Linked DNA regions of Mus musculus: region 2 is linked to region 1. Evidence: chromatin loops called from intact Hi-C (ENCODE). Cell type or tissue: heart. All regions are shown on one strand.

Region 1 (8,000 bases):
AGCTCACTGTTTCTCCCTTCTAGGATGCATTTCTCCATTTTTCTCCCCCTGGGACCCCTAGGTTGGCAGCACAGGCTCTGCCAGGCGTGAAAGGCCACCCTGACCTCCTGGGCTGGGATCTGTGTTTCAGGAGCCGCGTTTGGTCAGAAACAATGGCTCCAGCAGTTCCTGGGTGCAAGGCAGCAGATCTCTGCAGCCTGAAATGAACAAACCTGCTTGCCTATCTGCCACTCCCTGGCCGTGTGATTCAGAGTAAGCGCCTCTGCTTCTCTGTGCCAAAAATGCCTTCCTTTGTAAAATGACACAAGGGAGCTCCTGTCCTGGCAGGGCTTGGAGGTCAGAAACAAGAAGGCACACACAATTAAGGGGATCCCCTCCTGCCCCCGGCACACAGCCGACTCTCAAGAAACCAGAACCAGTGATGGCTGAGGGGTTTTCTACAGCCCATACCTGAGGTCCAGCTCAGCCTTTGTGAACTCAGCTTTCCTGGGTAGCCTGGTGTCCTCATTTAAGATGGATCTGTCAAGGGGTTTTGTGGGTTTTTAAAAAGTAAATCAGAATTTCACCAACTAAACAAAACCGAATCCCCTTACAACACATGCCAGCAGAGCTGATGTTTATGGTCTCCCAGAGAGCATCTCACTCTGGCAAAGGCCCTGTAGATCTCAAACCACAGCCCTGCCCGGTTCCTCCTCGGGAGCAGAGGTACTTTTCCATTTCTACCTTCCTCCCCATCCTCACACAGCCGAGGAACGAGGCGTGGCAGTCCCCATGTGACCCCAGTCACCTCTGGCTCAGGCTGGACAATGGTGATCGAGACCCTGATCTGCCCCCAAAGTGTTAGTACCTCCCCTTGGTCACTAAGATCTGCAATTGAGGGATCTAGATCATAGCTTCCCTGTCCTGTTGTCCCTAGACAGAATCTCCCAGGACAGGAGGTCTCAGCATGTTTGTTTTTTTAAATAACTGGAGTGAAGTTCACATGGTATAAGAGCAGCCATTTTAAAGTGATAACCTAGGGAGCAGGGGCTAGAGAGATGGCTCATCAGCTAAGAGCCATCTCTCTTAGATGCTTTTCTCGAAGGCCAAAGTTCAATTTCCAGCACCCACGTGGAGGCTCACTTCAGTTCCAGGGAATCCAGCACCCTCTTCTGGTCTCTGCAGGCACCAGGCACGTGTGCCAAGAAAACTCTCATGCACATAAAAATAAGTTTTAAGGGAAAAAAAAAATGACCACCATCGGTGGTGGCATACACCTTCAATCCCAGCACTCGGGAGACAGAGGTAGATGGATCTCTGAGTTCTCGTCCAGCCTGGTCTACAGAGTGAGTTTCAGGACAGCCAGGGCTGCGCAGAGAAACCCTGCCTTGAAAATCCAAACATAAGATAAAGATGAAATGACAGCACAAAACATTGTCATCCCCTGGAGAAGACACTCAGTTCCACCGTCAGTGCCCGAGGAATGCCTGCCGTAGGCTGCTACGCTTCAGGCTTGGTCTTCACTGCAGCCTTCAGACTGGGGCTCCAGGGAAGTGCCTATAATCTGATCCCATGACCTTTAAGTGGGTCTTAGTTGGAAGGGGTGCCGTTGTGTCCAGCCTTTCCACGTGTGTCCTGAGCTGCCACGAGGCCTGGTGCTCAACTCTCTCACACTCTGCCCAAGCTGCTGCTGGGCCAACCCTCTGAAGCAGGAGCCCAAATCAGTTGTACTTATGTATTTTCAGACAGGGTCTCGTCAGGTATCCCTCCATGGTCTGGAACTCACTGTGTAGACCAAACTGACCTCATACTCAGAGAGCCACCAAATACTCCCCAAGCCCTAGAATTAAAGGCACCCTGACCCTCATTCCTGGCCAAATAAGCCTTTTTTCCTGTGGACTGTTTTCCTTGGGCATTTTGTCACAGTGACAGAAAGCTGCCATTAACCCACAGCCCTCCTCATTCCAAGGCTCAGGTGAGGCTTGGGACGGACAAGAGGACAGGACAGAGGCGCCTTGACCGAATGCTCCAGGTCAGCACTTACCCACTTCTGTCCTAGCAGGGCAGTGAACCCCCTTTTTCTCAGAGCAGTGGGGTTCAGTGGCTCAGGGTTCCCACCTCCTCAAGCTTGCTAGATGGATCAGCCCATCTCCCAGAGACTTGGTGTTCTCAAGGGTGAGGCCGGCATCGCAGGACCGGCACCAGGGAGCTGTGGTTGAGTTTGCTGTCATCAATGTAGGGAAAGCCCATGACCATGTAACCACCAGTGCTCAGACTCAGGGTCCAGCACATCACCCCAGGGCTGACTTCCTGGGTATGGGTAGGGCCCATTTCTGCTGGAAGCCCTGTGCTTCCCTGCCCCAGCGTACACACTACCTATATTCCTGGGCCCTTGAGTCTTGCCTGCCTCCACCATCGAGCAAGCTACCTCCTTCCTCTCTGCCGTTCTTCGTCCCATACCCTCTGACCACGGCTGGTGAAGAGGCTCTCCCACAGGAAGGCCTTGGGCGTTTTATGAAACCCACCTGGCAGCCTGGGCTGCTCCCCCCTCCCACCCCCTCATCACATGTGTGAAGGTCCCTTGGCTAGTTGGTTCTGAGAGCCCAGGTTTGAGGAGTTAGGGTCAGAACTTCTGGGGTCTGCCGTTCTCTGCCAACCGCAGGTAAACAGAATGGAAGCCTGCTGGCCTTTGGCATTTCTTCTAGAAGCAGAGGCTCTCACCAAAGCCAGTGTTCCCAGCCATTTCCACCTTCCTGCTGTTTCTGATTCTATCCAGTGAAACCTTGTGCGGCCGAGGAAACAGGCAGGCCTGCCAAACCCCTACTTCCCAGTGCACAGTCCAGGGAAATTTCCACAGGCCCCGCCCTCTCCCTCTCCTCAACTCCAGGCAGCCCTAGGCCTTCCGCTGCCCACCAGCATGGCTCTTATAGGTTCCTTTTTCTGGGTTGTTTTCTTCTGTCAAACCCAGAGGCCCTTGGGTATCCTGCTGGCTGGGTGGGGTGACTTGACCCTGGTTTAGGACCGTCGGGGTCAGCTTGGGAAAGAGCCTAGCCTGTCACCCTGTCCTGGCTACAGCCCCCAGCACATCTGTTCTTGAGAGTGCAGTGTGGTAGCAACCCATTTGTCCCCCTATCCAGTACCAGCATGTCTGTCTGACTCCCTTGTGCACGAGGACGGATGTGTATCCCTTTGGTACTCCTAGGAGGGATGCAGGGGAAGTCGTGGAGTCTCTTAAACCTTCACCACAGAGGACACTGAGGGTAGGAGGGGAAGTAGACCAGGTCCTGGCATCAAAGGAACTAGGTCTTGGATCTATATCCAAGCCCGCCTGCCTAGCTTTACAGAAGGTCGGACTGGTTCCAGTTCCAGGTCTCTGGGGCAGCAGAGCGGCAGATAGAGATCTTTTGCTTGAAGCCGGGCTTTGAGGACATGCCAAAGCGTGACTAATGCCTCCCTCTCTCAAGCAGCGATAAGCATTTGCGACTTCAGACAGAGCCAGGCCTGCCTATAAGAGGGAGGGTCAGCAGGGCCTGGGGTGGCTAAGAGGCAGGTTGCCCTCCTGTTAGGTGGAGAGCTCAACCGCTTCTTCATTTGTCTGTCTGGACATAAACCATACACATGTGTCTAAAGTCCGAGGCTCATAACCTCTCCAGAACGGCTTGGGAAGGTAATTACATTCCACTCATCCCTTGCTCAACTTCAGAGGGCAGAGCAGCCAGGCCTTCTGTCTGTCTGGGAATGCTCAGGGCAGCTGAGGAGTACAGGCTGCCCGGAGAGTAGATTGGCGCAGTTCTCTCAGTTCTCTCTGCAGGTAAGGTGCAGGTGTTGCCTTTGTGCAGAGGCTGCCTCTGTGAGCCTTGCTCACCTGCCATCCCTGTGACAGCATCTCTGTGACAGTATCATAGTGGTGAAGGCCAGTCAGTCCCCATGCAGGCAGCCTTCCTATGGCCCAATACAGCCAGCGTTGAGGGTGCACTACCACATACAGCCACCAGAGGGCGGGGTTCAAAACTACATTGTCCCAGCCCTTGGAGAAGCCTTCCCTAGCTTGGGGTTGGGAAGTTGGGGGGAAGGAGTAGAAATTTAGAAATGCTAACCTAGAGTCTTTTCTCCTCAGCTACCTCCGTGTTCTGTGTGGTAGCAACACTGGCTTTCAGCAGGCATGGGGCTCTTATGTACAGTGTCTGCTTGCCCACGGGGCACCAGGTTTCCTTTAGGTTTTACTTTGAAGATCAGCCCAGATGGAGTCTCTCAAAACACCCCCAGTGAAGTCACATGGGTGGGTGTCATGTCCTCTCCTGGCCTGTCCTCAACCTGGAGAAGAACACAGGACCTACAGATACTTACTGTCTCAGCCACAGAGAGTGGGCAAGTTTGGGGGTGTTTCCAGGTGACACCCCACTTTCTGCCTGAGGCAGGAATAGTGAGGTATGGGGCCCAGGATCCTGGGCTGAGGAAGGCTGCTTGGTATCATGGTCTAAGGACAGCTGGAGCTGCTATAACACCAAGCTCATGTTGGGCCCACAGAGGTCAAGGGGACAGAGCCTGCCAGTCACTGTACAGGTTTGTGTTCCTACCATGCTTGACACAGTGTCTGGGAAGCCACTATTAGATACTCATTAAGAAGATAATTTTGATCTATTGGTTTTTTTTCTGTTTTGTTATTTTGAGACAGTCTCTTGTAGCCCTCATGTAGCTGAGGCTGGCCTTGAAGTCCTGTTCCTCCTGCCTCTACCTCCCAAGTGCCAGACTGCCAGTGTGTGTTTCCATCTGTGCAAGATGATACTGACTTATAGAAAACATTTTTATTCATCTAAGAACTAATAACTTTATTACATCAATTGATCATTTAATATAAAAAATGTAATAAATTAACAAATACAAATGGGTGATTGAAGGGTTTGGAGATGACCTCTCATGCACACTATTTTCCTGGAGACACAAGAAGCAGGGGCTTAACTGAGGCAATGGAGGAAGGGCAATGGGTATGTACCTCCTCTGTTAGGGGCCTCGGTGGCATTTGAAGATGGCCAGGGAAGTCAGGAGATGGACAGTGAGGTGAGAGGCTGGGGAACGCTGTGCTGGATGTACAGGACAGAGGGAAAGCTGTGCTGGGTATGCGGGACAGAGGGAAAGTTGTGCTGGGTATACAGGACAGAGGGAAATCTGTGCTGGGTATGCGGGACAGAGGGAAAGTTGTGCTGGGTATACAGGACAGAGGGAAAGCTGTGCTGGGTGTACAGGACAGCATGCACCAAACTTAAGAACCTTTTCTTTTCTTTTTTAAAACTGAGGCTAAGAAGCTTGCCGTACTTGCATGCCTCCCAGTGAGCGGGCAGATCTAGTTTTACAAGGTAGCCATTGTTGCCTTCCACCAGCCTTTTTCTCTTCTTTTCTTTTCTTTTCTTTTCTTTTTTCTTTTCTTTTGTGTGTGTGTGTTTCTGGAGGGGTTGGTTTTGTTTGTTGTCCTATGGACCTTGGATGTTGCACCTGCCCAAGATACAGCACTTGTAAGCAAGGCAGCCAGGAACCGCTCTTAGCTAGCATCCCACTGAGAGTTCACATGGTTTTTGTCTTAGTCAGGGTTTCTATTCCTGCACAAACATCATGACCAAGAAGCAAGTTGGGGAGGAAAGGGTTTATTCGGCTTACACTTCCATACTGCTGTTCATCACCAAAGGAAGTCAAGACTGGAACTCAAGCAGGTCAGGAAGCAGGAGCTGATGCAGAGGCCATGGAGGGATGTTCTTTACTGGCTTGCCTCACCTGGCTTGCTCAGCCTGCTCTCTTATAGAACCAAGACTACCAGCCCAGAGATGGTCCCACCCACAAGGGGCCTTTCCCCCTTGATCACTAGTTGAGAAAATGCCTTACAGCTGGATCTCATGGAGGCATCTCCTCAACTGAAGCTCCTTTCTCTGTGATAACTCCAGCTGTGCCAAGTTGACACAAAACTAGCCAGTACAGTTTTATTTAAATTCAAAATGGCCAGTCTGGTTGAACTGACAATCAAAGTGCTTGCCATTTGTACCCTTCACTGTCTGCTCTTCCTTTATGGAGGATGATGGGATAAGAATCCGGTTGAAGACCGAACTTGGTCTGCACTGACTTCAGTAGCACTGAGTCACTCAGATTTCTCTATCCAACAATCTCCATCTCAGCATCTACACATCAACACCCCAGCCTCAGTATCCCCACCTCAGCATCCCTACCCCAGAACCCCCACCTCAGCACCCCACCTCAGCATCCCCATCTTAGCACCCCACCTCAGCATCCCCACCCCAGAAACCCCACCTCAGCATCCCGCCTCAGCATCTCGCCTCAGCACCCCCCCTCAGTACCCCGCCTCAGCACCCCAGCCTCAGCATCGCCACCCCAGGAACCCCACCTCAGCATCTCGCCTCAGCACCCCCCTCAATACCCCACCTCAGCACCCCCACCTCAGCATCCCCACCCCAGAAACCCCACCTCAGCACCCCACCTCAGCACCCCACCTCAGCATCCCCATCTTAGCACCCCCACCTCAGCATTTCCACCCCAGAAACCCCACCTCAGCACCCCCCTCAGTACCCCACCTCAGCACCCAACCTCAGCATCCCCACCTCAGCACCCCCACCTCAGCATCCCCACCCCAGAAACCCCACCTCAGCACCCAACCTCAGCATCCCCACCCCAGAACCCCCACCTCAGCATCCTCACCCCAGGACCCCCACCTCAGCATCCCCACCCCAGAAACCCCACCTCAGCACCCCGCCTCAGCATCTCGCCTCAGCACCCCCCTCAGTACCCCACCTCAGCACCCTGCCTCAGCATCCCCACCCCAGAACCCCCACCTCAGCACCCTGCCTCAGTACCCCGCCTCAGCATTCCCACCCCAGAACCCCCACCTCAGCATCCCCACCCCAGGACCCCCACCTCAGCACCCTGCCTCAGTACCCCGCCTCAGCATCCCCACCCCAGAACCCCCACCTCAGCACCCCACCTCAGTATCCCCCTCAGTATCCCCCAGCACCCCTACTTCAGCACCCCCACTTCAGCATCCCCACCTCAGCACTCCCCTCTCATCATGACTGGCTTCAAGCTGTCTCAGTTTGGTCTCTGAAACCAAGGCATTCACTGGGACTTTGCCCTGATCCCCCCATAGCTGACAACAGTGTCTAGCAGTTGCATCACAGGTGCTGGGCACCTGTGGATATCTCTGTGGCTTTTGACTTCCACCGTGAGTGTGCTACTCACTCCGGATGCTTTAGAGGAAAGCAATTACACCAAGGGTGGGCTCCCTGGTGTGTGGCACGTGTGAGCTCTGCAGTCCCAGTATGAGGCCTGAGAAAGAAGAAAAAGAAAGACAAGCACCTTCGTAAGTTCACCCTGACAAGGGAGAGGAAAACACCCGGCTGCCTCTGTCAGCACCGCACAGGATGACTCTGTGGCATCAGCTTCCCCTTGGTAAATGTCACGGGAGCATAAGTCTGGCCTGCGAGATGTGCTACAGATGAAGGAGATGGCACAGTTCCACACCCCCGCCTGGCACAGAGGCCCTGGGGTGCACAGGTGGGCTCGGGGCCATCGCAGCATCGCATTAGCCTCATGCCTTTCTGGTCAGGTGGGTGAGGAGGAATTGGAGACAGAGAAGCCTGTGCCCAAGCTCAACAGTGCCGGAAGGTCCCTCCCAGCCTCTGGACTGCAGCCTGGCCTCCTGCTTGCCTCTTGTTAACGAGCAGAGTGGCAGGTGGTGGATTGCTTACAGATCACAAGGGGCCAAAGGCAGCTAAAATGAGCCAGTGGGGCCAGGACCTCATTTAGACAGATGTGTGGGATGACGTTGGATCCAGGCCACAGCTGAGTGAGCAGCAGGCAGGAAGTTGATCGGGGTTGTTCCAGGCTGGACAATGTCTTCCCGAGTGGAACTTAAATCCGCTCGGTGAAGAAGACACAGTACTTGGAGAGAGGCCCAGGTCTCCAGCCAGTGACCCTGGGCTACACATAGCCTGACCCAAATAGAACCACAGGAGAACAGGGCT
Region 2 (8,000 bases), 80 kb after region 1:
TGTTTCATCCTCAGCACAAGAAAAAAAAAAAAAAAAAAAAAAAAGAGCCAGTCACAGTGGTAGTGATACAACTATAATCCAAGGAATAAGAGGACAGAAGCCAGCACGGGCTACATTGTGAGTTCCCAAGCCAGCCATGGTGACACAGTGAGGCTCTGTCTCAAGACAAGAAAGAAGATGCTGTGACAAAACCACCACTTTGCAAACTAAAACTAAAACAAACAAACAAAACAAAACACTAAAGCCAGGTACGCTGGTGCATAGCTTTAACCCCAGAACTCTGGGAAGCAGAGGCAGGCGGTCTGAGTTTGAGACCGGGCTGGTTTACAGAGCAAGTTCCAGGCCAGCAAAGGCTACATTGTGGGACCCTGTCTCAAGAGAGAGAGAGAGAGAAAAAAAGGCAGTAAAAATATTCAGATATGGGCTACCGAATGCATGGATCTTGCAAAAAGATCCCAGGCACAAAGACCACATGCTGTAGGATTCTATCTGTGGGAGATGTCCAGAGTCACCTGAGATGAGCAATTGCTGGAGTAGCCTGGGGCACAACTGTCCATGCACACAGGATGCCAGTGTTCTGGAACTAGATGGTTGCGTTAGCCATACAACACCGCCGACATACTCAATGCCCCTCAGTTGTGCATGGACAACTGACTGTGAGGAGGGCTGAGGAGATGTCTCAGCAAGCAGTTAAGAAAGAACACTTGCTGCTCTTGCAGAGGACCTAAGTTTGATTCCCAGTATCTTCATGGGGTGGTGGTGGGGATTCACAAACCACTAGTAACTCCAGTTCCAGGGTGGGTTCTAACACCTCTCCATCCTCCTCAGGCAGGACAATCCTATGGACGGACCCACATACAGATGAACACAGGCACATAAAACGACTAAATAAATATTTTTAAAGTAGTGCATTGGGGGGGGGGCATCGGAATGATGCAGTGGGGAGAGGCACTTGCCACCAAGCCTGAGAAGCTGAAGTCAACCACTTCCTAAGATCCACAAGCACAGATGGAGATGTATTCCATGAGCTGCCCTCTGACTTCCACACATGCCCCATGGCATGTGCATGCCCACACACGTGCATGCCAATGCCCACATACATGGATGCATGCGTACGCACGCACACACTCAATAAATATCGATTTTTTAAATTGAAAGATAAAAATGATATTTGTGTGTATGTGTTTTCTACTTTTTCAAGAAAAGACAAAACAAAAACATGACTGAATGCCCTGGACTCAGGACCCCCTCATGTGGCTGCTCTTGTCTGCTCTGTTGCTTGCAGGGTGCTCAGGTGGGGACATCATAAGCTGAAGGACCTCTCCATGGAATGAAATGATGGCACTCTGGCCATACCGAGGTTTCCCATCCTGAAGAGCCATCCAGTTATCAACCCCTTGACTGACGTGGGCTCTGCACATCTGGGACTCATCAAACGCAGTGAGTTTTTTTTTTTTAATCTTTTTTAAGCTTCTAGTTCCCAGAGTAGCAGACACAGAGGCACCTCCCCTACTCACAAATTACACTGGTGACGGAGAAGAGCCTCGAGCCAGTTCCCACAAGGCCAAGGTCAGCACCAGGGTCCTGCCTGCAGACACTCCAGTGGAGTTCATACAAGACGGATGCCATGTGTGTATGTAGGGGGGCGGCTGTGAAGGGCCTCCTGATCCTCTTCCCCCATTCAGGTCCTCCCCCTGCAGACCAACCCCACCCATCTGCAGCACAGCAGCCAGGCTCTGGGAGCCTCACTGACCCAGGTCACCAGGCAGACTTTCAGTGTACCAACGGACCGAGTCCTGGTGAAGAGCCCTGTCAGTACAACCCCCTTCTGGCCCTACACCGCGCCCCCACCAACCCCATCTGGGGCCAGGCTCCTGGAGATGCTAAAAGCACCCTTAGGTCATGAAACAAGCCTTGTGGTACACTCTGCTGTGCTGGTCACATTTGTCATCTGGTACAGCACCTTCCTCTGAACCTACAGTGGAGCTCAGCCAGGGGCCCAGCTGTTTCGTGTTCTGCACACGTGTGCACTTCATGCATCAGTGGGTGGAGCATGCCGGCTCACAGGGCAGTCAAGAGATGGCTAGGGCCAGCCCTGGCCATAGCTGGCCACAGATGTTCCAGAGAAGTGTCAGGTGCCAGCCTTACTATAACTGTCACTATGTAAGAATCAACACCTCCGTCTTCACTTCTCTCTAGGAGCCTCGTCCAGATGTTTGTCCAGGACCCCTTAGATAAAGCCCCCTCTGTGAAGGTCAGGTTGAAGACAGAGGCAGTAGTGGATATATAGCTGTCTTTTAAAAGGCAGGACCTACAAGCCGTGGGTGTTAGAGTCCAGAGCCAGGCCCACCTATGGGGGTATAATCACAAGTCACTCTCCACTTCCAGCCCAGATTCAAGACTCTGAGCCACTGACCCAGGTCCCCAGCCACCGCTCCCAAGTCAGGCACTGTAGCGCCACACCTGCTATTCCTCCTGGAGGTGAGGTGAGGACGGTGGCAGATAGAGGATGCCAAGTGATGCTGTACATCCCTCAGTTCCTTTGTGGCAAGCAGCGTGGTCCAGCCTTGTTCTGCAGGGCTGTCAGACTCCAGACCTGATGTGCGGAGTGTAAGATCATCTGGAGAAGGCAGGACTACCCTACTTCCTCAGGGCAAGGAGCCCAGGTCTAACAGTGGACATTTCCAGCCCCGCTCTTGGCTCCAGGAAAGCCAGGCATCCAGACAGCCTCTCACACGGGCTTAGTCACCGTAGCAACTCACCTTTCCCTGGAAAGAGGGCCAGTTCAAATTGCACTGCAGCAACAGGCATCTGGCACCAAGTCTATACCCCAAAGGAGCTGATCTTGGCTTTCCTCATCTGGGGCCAATACTCCTGACAGGAGGACTTAATTCAAGATGCCCACTTTAGGAAAAGACCCTGTCATGTGTTCCCTAAAACAGTCTCTAGAAGAGTTGCTATAATCCCGACAACTCAGGAAACTGAGACAGAAGGATTCCTATGGGCCAGAGTCCAGACTGTGCTACACCTGGACACGTCCCTGGGAAGCCTTGGAGGCAGTCGGAGGTGGCTTCCAGACCTGTCTCTGCTGTAGTCCAGCTCACTTTACCTCTCTGACCCTCCATATTTTATCTGAAATAGGGTTAGGAGACCCCCTCACCACAAGCCTGTTGCCAATGGAAAAGGGGTGTGGCTCTGTCATTTGGAACCAAAGGCACTTACCTGCCCCTGTGATCACCTGAACCTTACCCTCACAGAGTGAAAGACCCCTCTAACGCAACCAAGCCATCATCGAGCCAGTTATCGACGCCCACTGACAACACACTACCGCCCCAAATGGTGGCAAATTGCCTTGGGTGGGCAAAAGAGCGCGCCTCAGTGAAGCGCGAAGCAGCTTCGTGCAGCCAGGCTAGGGATCCCAGCTCCAACGGCTTCCTAACCGCGAGTCAGTCCCGGGCAAAAAGCTTCGTAGTTGAGCCTCAATTTCTTCATCTGAAAAGGATCTTGCAGGTAAGGGCTCTGCAGAACGGCGGCACACAGCCCTGAACAGCCCTGAAGCACCGCGTCTGCCTTAGTCAGGGCAAGAGAGTCGAAAAAGGACAGAAAGAGGAGACATTGCAGCCGAAGCAGTGAGGTGGCTAAGAGTTCGAGAACAGCGTAGGCTACGCGACAAGACCTGTTCTCCTACAGACAAAAGAACAGCGGGACCGAGTCCCTCTCACCTGTGCGGAACTCTGGCCTCAACCTGGGGAGCGCTGGGCAAGCAAGTTGCAGATCTGGAACCTTGCGGATGCTGGGCGCTCTGAGTGGGTCCAGGACTTGAGCGCGGCCCCTAGTAGCTTCTTAGAGCATCCTGAGCCACGCCCCCCAAGTCCACAGGCAGCGCTGATTGGGCTGCGAGGCGCCGGCCCCGCCTCCTGTTTTCGGGAGGGTGGAGGCACTGAGGACCACGATGCGCAAGGAGCGCGCGGCCCCTAGCCGTGACCATAAAAGTAGTTTTCATTGAGCTCTTTCTGCGTGCGGCAGGCTGGGCACCCCCAGACAGTCCGTGGCCTGTGGACCCCACCCGGTTCTACTACTCAAGTGAAGGACAGGACAAAAGACCACCGGGAAGCACGTGCTGAGCCGGGGTGTGCGCATTTATCCGCCACGACCTATTCCCAAACTAGGAGGATCTCGGGGGTTCCCAGCAATTTAGGGAGGAGGCTATGTCCCACTTCTGTGGAGAGATTATCCCGCCTCCTCAAGAACCCCAGGGTGAGGTTCCAGTAAGCTTAGTACCACGTGCCCCAGGGCATTTGGCGTCTACCTGGAGCAAATAACCCGAGGTTAGAATCCGGGAAATTACTTTAGGTAAAGGTTGACACCCAAACCCTTAAGGGCAAGTGAGGGAATGAGCGGGAAGAGCTAAGAGATCCCCCAGAACACTCTCAGTCACTTAAAGTGGGACTGGAGAAGACCACCCATCCAAAGAGGCACCTCCCACTAACACCTCCACAAATACTACCAGGAGCAGGTACAGCCGAGCCCGCTGGGGTTCCTCGTGACATGTTGGGGAACCTGGATTACAACCAGAGATCTTTACCCAAGTCCTTGACGCAGCACTGCGCAGATAAAGATTCAGATATGTTAATATTTTTCATTTTAAATCCCGTCCTTAATGCTCAGTTTTGGAAGCATCCATCATCAAGCGACCTGCACTCACTTGCTACACCCTAAGCTGTCTTCCAAGTACCAGAGGAGTCAGTGCTGATTAACAGGGCTGATTAGCAGCCCTGGGGGTGACCCAGGACAAGGCCAGTGAGGGTGGGCCCTGTGCTCCATGTGCCATTCTCTGGTGCTGACGATCTGGCCTGACCACCCTCAGACGCCAGCATCCCTATTCTCCTCAGTGAAGGGACTGACCAACACAGAGATTCCTGCACGCATCTCTGAGTCACAGGTCTCCAAAGTGCACGTGCCCACTCTGTTGCCAGTGTCCGTGACCATTAAGCCTTGAATGCAAAACAGGATAAACTGGGTCCTGTTACCCACCCAGGAACGGGAAGTGATGAGGAACAGGGCTTTTCTGGGACCCAGCATTTGGGCAGGAGTGGCTTGTCAGTAATAGAAGTCCCAGGCTCTGAGTGGCCCCACCACACCGCCCTGCTGACGCTTTTCATGACAACCTTGCAAAGCTCCTTGATGGCTCCGTGGGACTCTTAGACACCCCTCCCCACCGAAGCATTCTACATGCCTATCATCATCAGGTCAAACCAACATGCCAAGTCTCCCTCAGTCTGGCCATCCCAGAACCTCCAGCTCTTCTTCCTACTCTTCCTCAGTTTCCCCTTTCCCTCCCCTGTGTGGCCTTCTCGTCTAACCTACCCCATTTCTCCTTCACCAGAAGAGTATCAGGAGCTATGCGGGGGAACTTCAAGGGCATCTTCTGGTCAGCCTCTCACGGCCCAATGGAAAGGGGCCTCTGGTTACAGATGGGGACATTGGGTACAAGCAGGTGAAGGCACTTGTCCAGGATCTCCTGGTTGTCCATTGGTGAGACTGGGATCCCAACCCAGGCAGCCTGTGCCGGAGCCCCTACTATATTTTAATGTATCTTGCCAAGATTGCTACATTGAGATCTAATTACCTAGGGAAGATACGGTGGGGGTGGGGAGAGCAAGTTGGGATGTTGTGAGATCCCCATCTGTGAGCTGAGACACTACCTTTGACAGTCTCACTGCCCAAGCTCCCCTGTGTATATCCTGTCACCCAGTGCCGTCTTGACCCATCAGCCCAAATGGACCAGGACAGCCTATCAGCTTGGCCTCTAAGTCATGTGGTAAGCTGATTAGAGAGTTTGTATTTATACAAGATGAACACATTGGATACTTCAGAGCTATTTCATTTCTTGTTGATATATCGGGGAGGCTAAACAAATTTCTAAAGTAGAATGTCATGGCTAGTACTGCTGTGTAACAAATTATCCTATATTATAGTGGGTTGGAGGGAGATGTTCCAGTTGTATAATGGTTATTTAGTGCTAATGATATATGTGTGTATTCATATATACCTATTTTGATACCCAATATGATTATGATACACACACGCACACACACAAGACATCTTTAACAGCCCCCATTGTTTTTGTTAGGCCTATAATGTACTAGATAGGGGACACTGGAAAGGTGTGGTTAGTGCAGTTAGTTTCTTCCTTAGGGCCCTTCATTGGCTGTAGTTAGCTGTTGACTGGAGCTAGACACTGAGAGTAGTGTTTGATATTGGCTGTGGGAGGGATACCAGCTGGGTTGCTGGCCGTAGTGGCTCCAGCCTTTCCAGTGGACAGTGTCAGGTGGTCAGACACGTGGTGCCTAGCTGTCCCTAAAGCAAGCTTCCTCCAGAGCCAGGTGCCTTGGGAGGGCCTTTGATGGCCTGGTGTTGGAGACATGCCTCACTCTTTTGCTAAAACTACAGAGGCTAATCGGCTTCGAGGAGATGGGCACAAAGCACAGACCTATGCTAGTGGAAATGAAGAAATTTGCAGTCTTAAAAAAAAGAAAAAAAAAGTCCACAGATGACCAGATACCATACAGCCGCTCCATAAAAAACAAGGTGTTGTTCCTAGGGGCTGAGAACCTAACCTAATGATGAGCACCTAACCTAGTAATGAGCACCTAACCTAGTGATGAGCACCTAACCTAGTGATGAGCACCCAACCTAGTGATGAACACTTAACCTAGTGATGAGCACCTAACCTAGTGATGAGCACCTAACCTAGTAATGAGCACCCAACCTAGTGATGAACACTTAACCTAGTAATGAGCACCTAACCTAGTGATGAGCACCTAACCTAGTAATGAGCATCCAATCTAGTAATGAACACTTAACCTAGTAATAAGCACCTAACCTAGTAATGAGCACCTAACCTAGTGATGAGCACCTAACCTAGTAATGAGCACCCAATCTAGTAATGAACACTTAACCTAGTAATAAGCACCTAACCTAGTAATGAGCACCTAACCTAGTGATGAGCACCTAACCTAGTAATGAGCACCCAATCTAGTGATGAACACTTAACCTAGTAATGAGCACCTTACCTAGTAATGAGCACCTAACCTAGTAATAAGCACCTAATCTAGTGAAGAACACCTAACCTAGTAATGAGCACCCAACCTAGTGATGAGCACCATCTATGAGTCATGACAGATTTGGGCTTCATTTCTCATGCACATGCCCCAGCTATGTACCTTAGCTCAAGTCACCTGACTTCTCTGAGGAGCACCTATGGGACAAATGATATCTTTAATGTGCTAGTTGGTGTCATCCTGGGCCAGTCAGAGTGAATTTCCATCTGTCAAGAAAGTTGCTAACCTTTGTGATGCTAAGGGCCCCTCCAATGGTAACCATCACAACCAACACCCCCACCCCCATCCCTATTCCTTAAATCCTTAAATGGTTAACGTGGAAATCACTGGAGCATGTCACATCAAGGATTAACATAGGTGCTGCCAGGGCCACAGGGCTCTCGGAAGTTCAGCTCCAATTAAATTTCCCAGACTTTTGCAATCTCAGGATGTAATTTCTTTGAAAAGGAAGAGAGAAAACTTACAGCCTTTGTATTTGAATAATGGTAACGTGGGCGTTGTGGATGCCTGAGAGGTTCCAGAAGAGAAGGGACCAAGATCCATGTAATTGTCCCCAGGAGAGGGACTAGCCACAGATTTCCTGGGAAATACTATCAAGAATGTCCTTGTGACCTGGGAGAGTGTTGGATTCTGGGGAAGTTGAGACAAAGAGAAAGTCCCTCTAGGGAGCCAGATCTGAAAAGGTATGCTCCGCTCAGACCTGAAGGGGCATGCAGTGCACCCCGAGCCCACTGTCCCCTTCCAGTGACCAATCAGAGGTCGAGGGACCACAACAGGCTGCAAGATGGAGGTGTCAGTGGTCTGACGATCTGATCCTTCCATGCAGAGCTGCGGGCTCTCCTGCTGTGTCCCTCTCTGGCTGCTGGCCCACTTCCC

Evidence for each region. Hi-C counts contacts between places; a loop is a spot of excess contacts. Peaks named below come from ENCODE experiments on the same cell type or tissue, not always from the same donor. Only the 100,000 strongest peaks of a DNase experiment are listed, where the experiment ranks them.
Region 2: it touches region 1 in a loop (4-fold over the local background); 19 of 42 quality-filtered maps call a loop at or near these places.

Annotation. Positions count from the first base shown.
Region 1 is chr8:120,067,840-120,075,839 of GRCm38, reverse strand. No RefSeq gene overlaps it. Among named protein-coding and RNA genes, the nearest start is that of Zdhhc7, 30 kb to the left of the region's middle. In heart, a CTCF peak has its summit at 3,969 (motif pointing right); DNase peaks (open chromatin) are centred at 2,809, 3,379, 3,969 and 7,789; H3K27ac peaks cover 785 bases; H3K27me3 peaks cover 1,150 bases.
Region 2 is chr8:119,988,323-119,996,322 of GRCm38, reverse strand. Crispld2 (cysteine-rich secretory protein LCCL domain containing 2) reads right to left here and starts at 3,885. Exons shown (of 15, transcript NM_001310635.1): 1 at 3,723-3,885. In heart, a CTCF peak has its summit at 3,976; DNase peaks (open chromatin) are centred at 1,782 and 3,892; H3K4me3 peaks cover 1,091 bases; H3K27ac peaks cover 321 bases; H3K27me3 peaks cover 4,786 bases.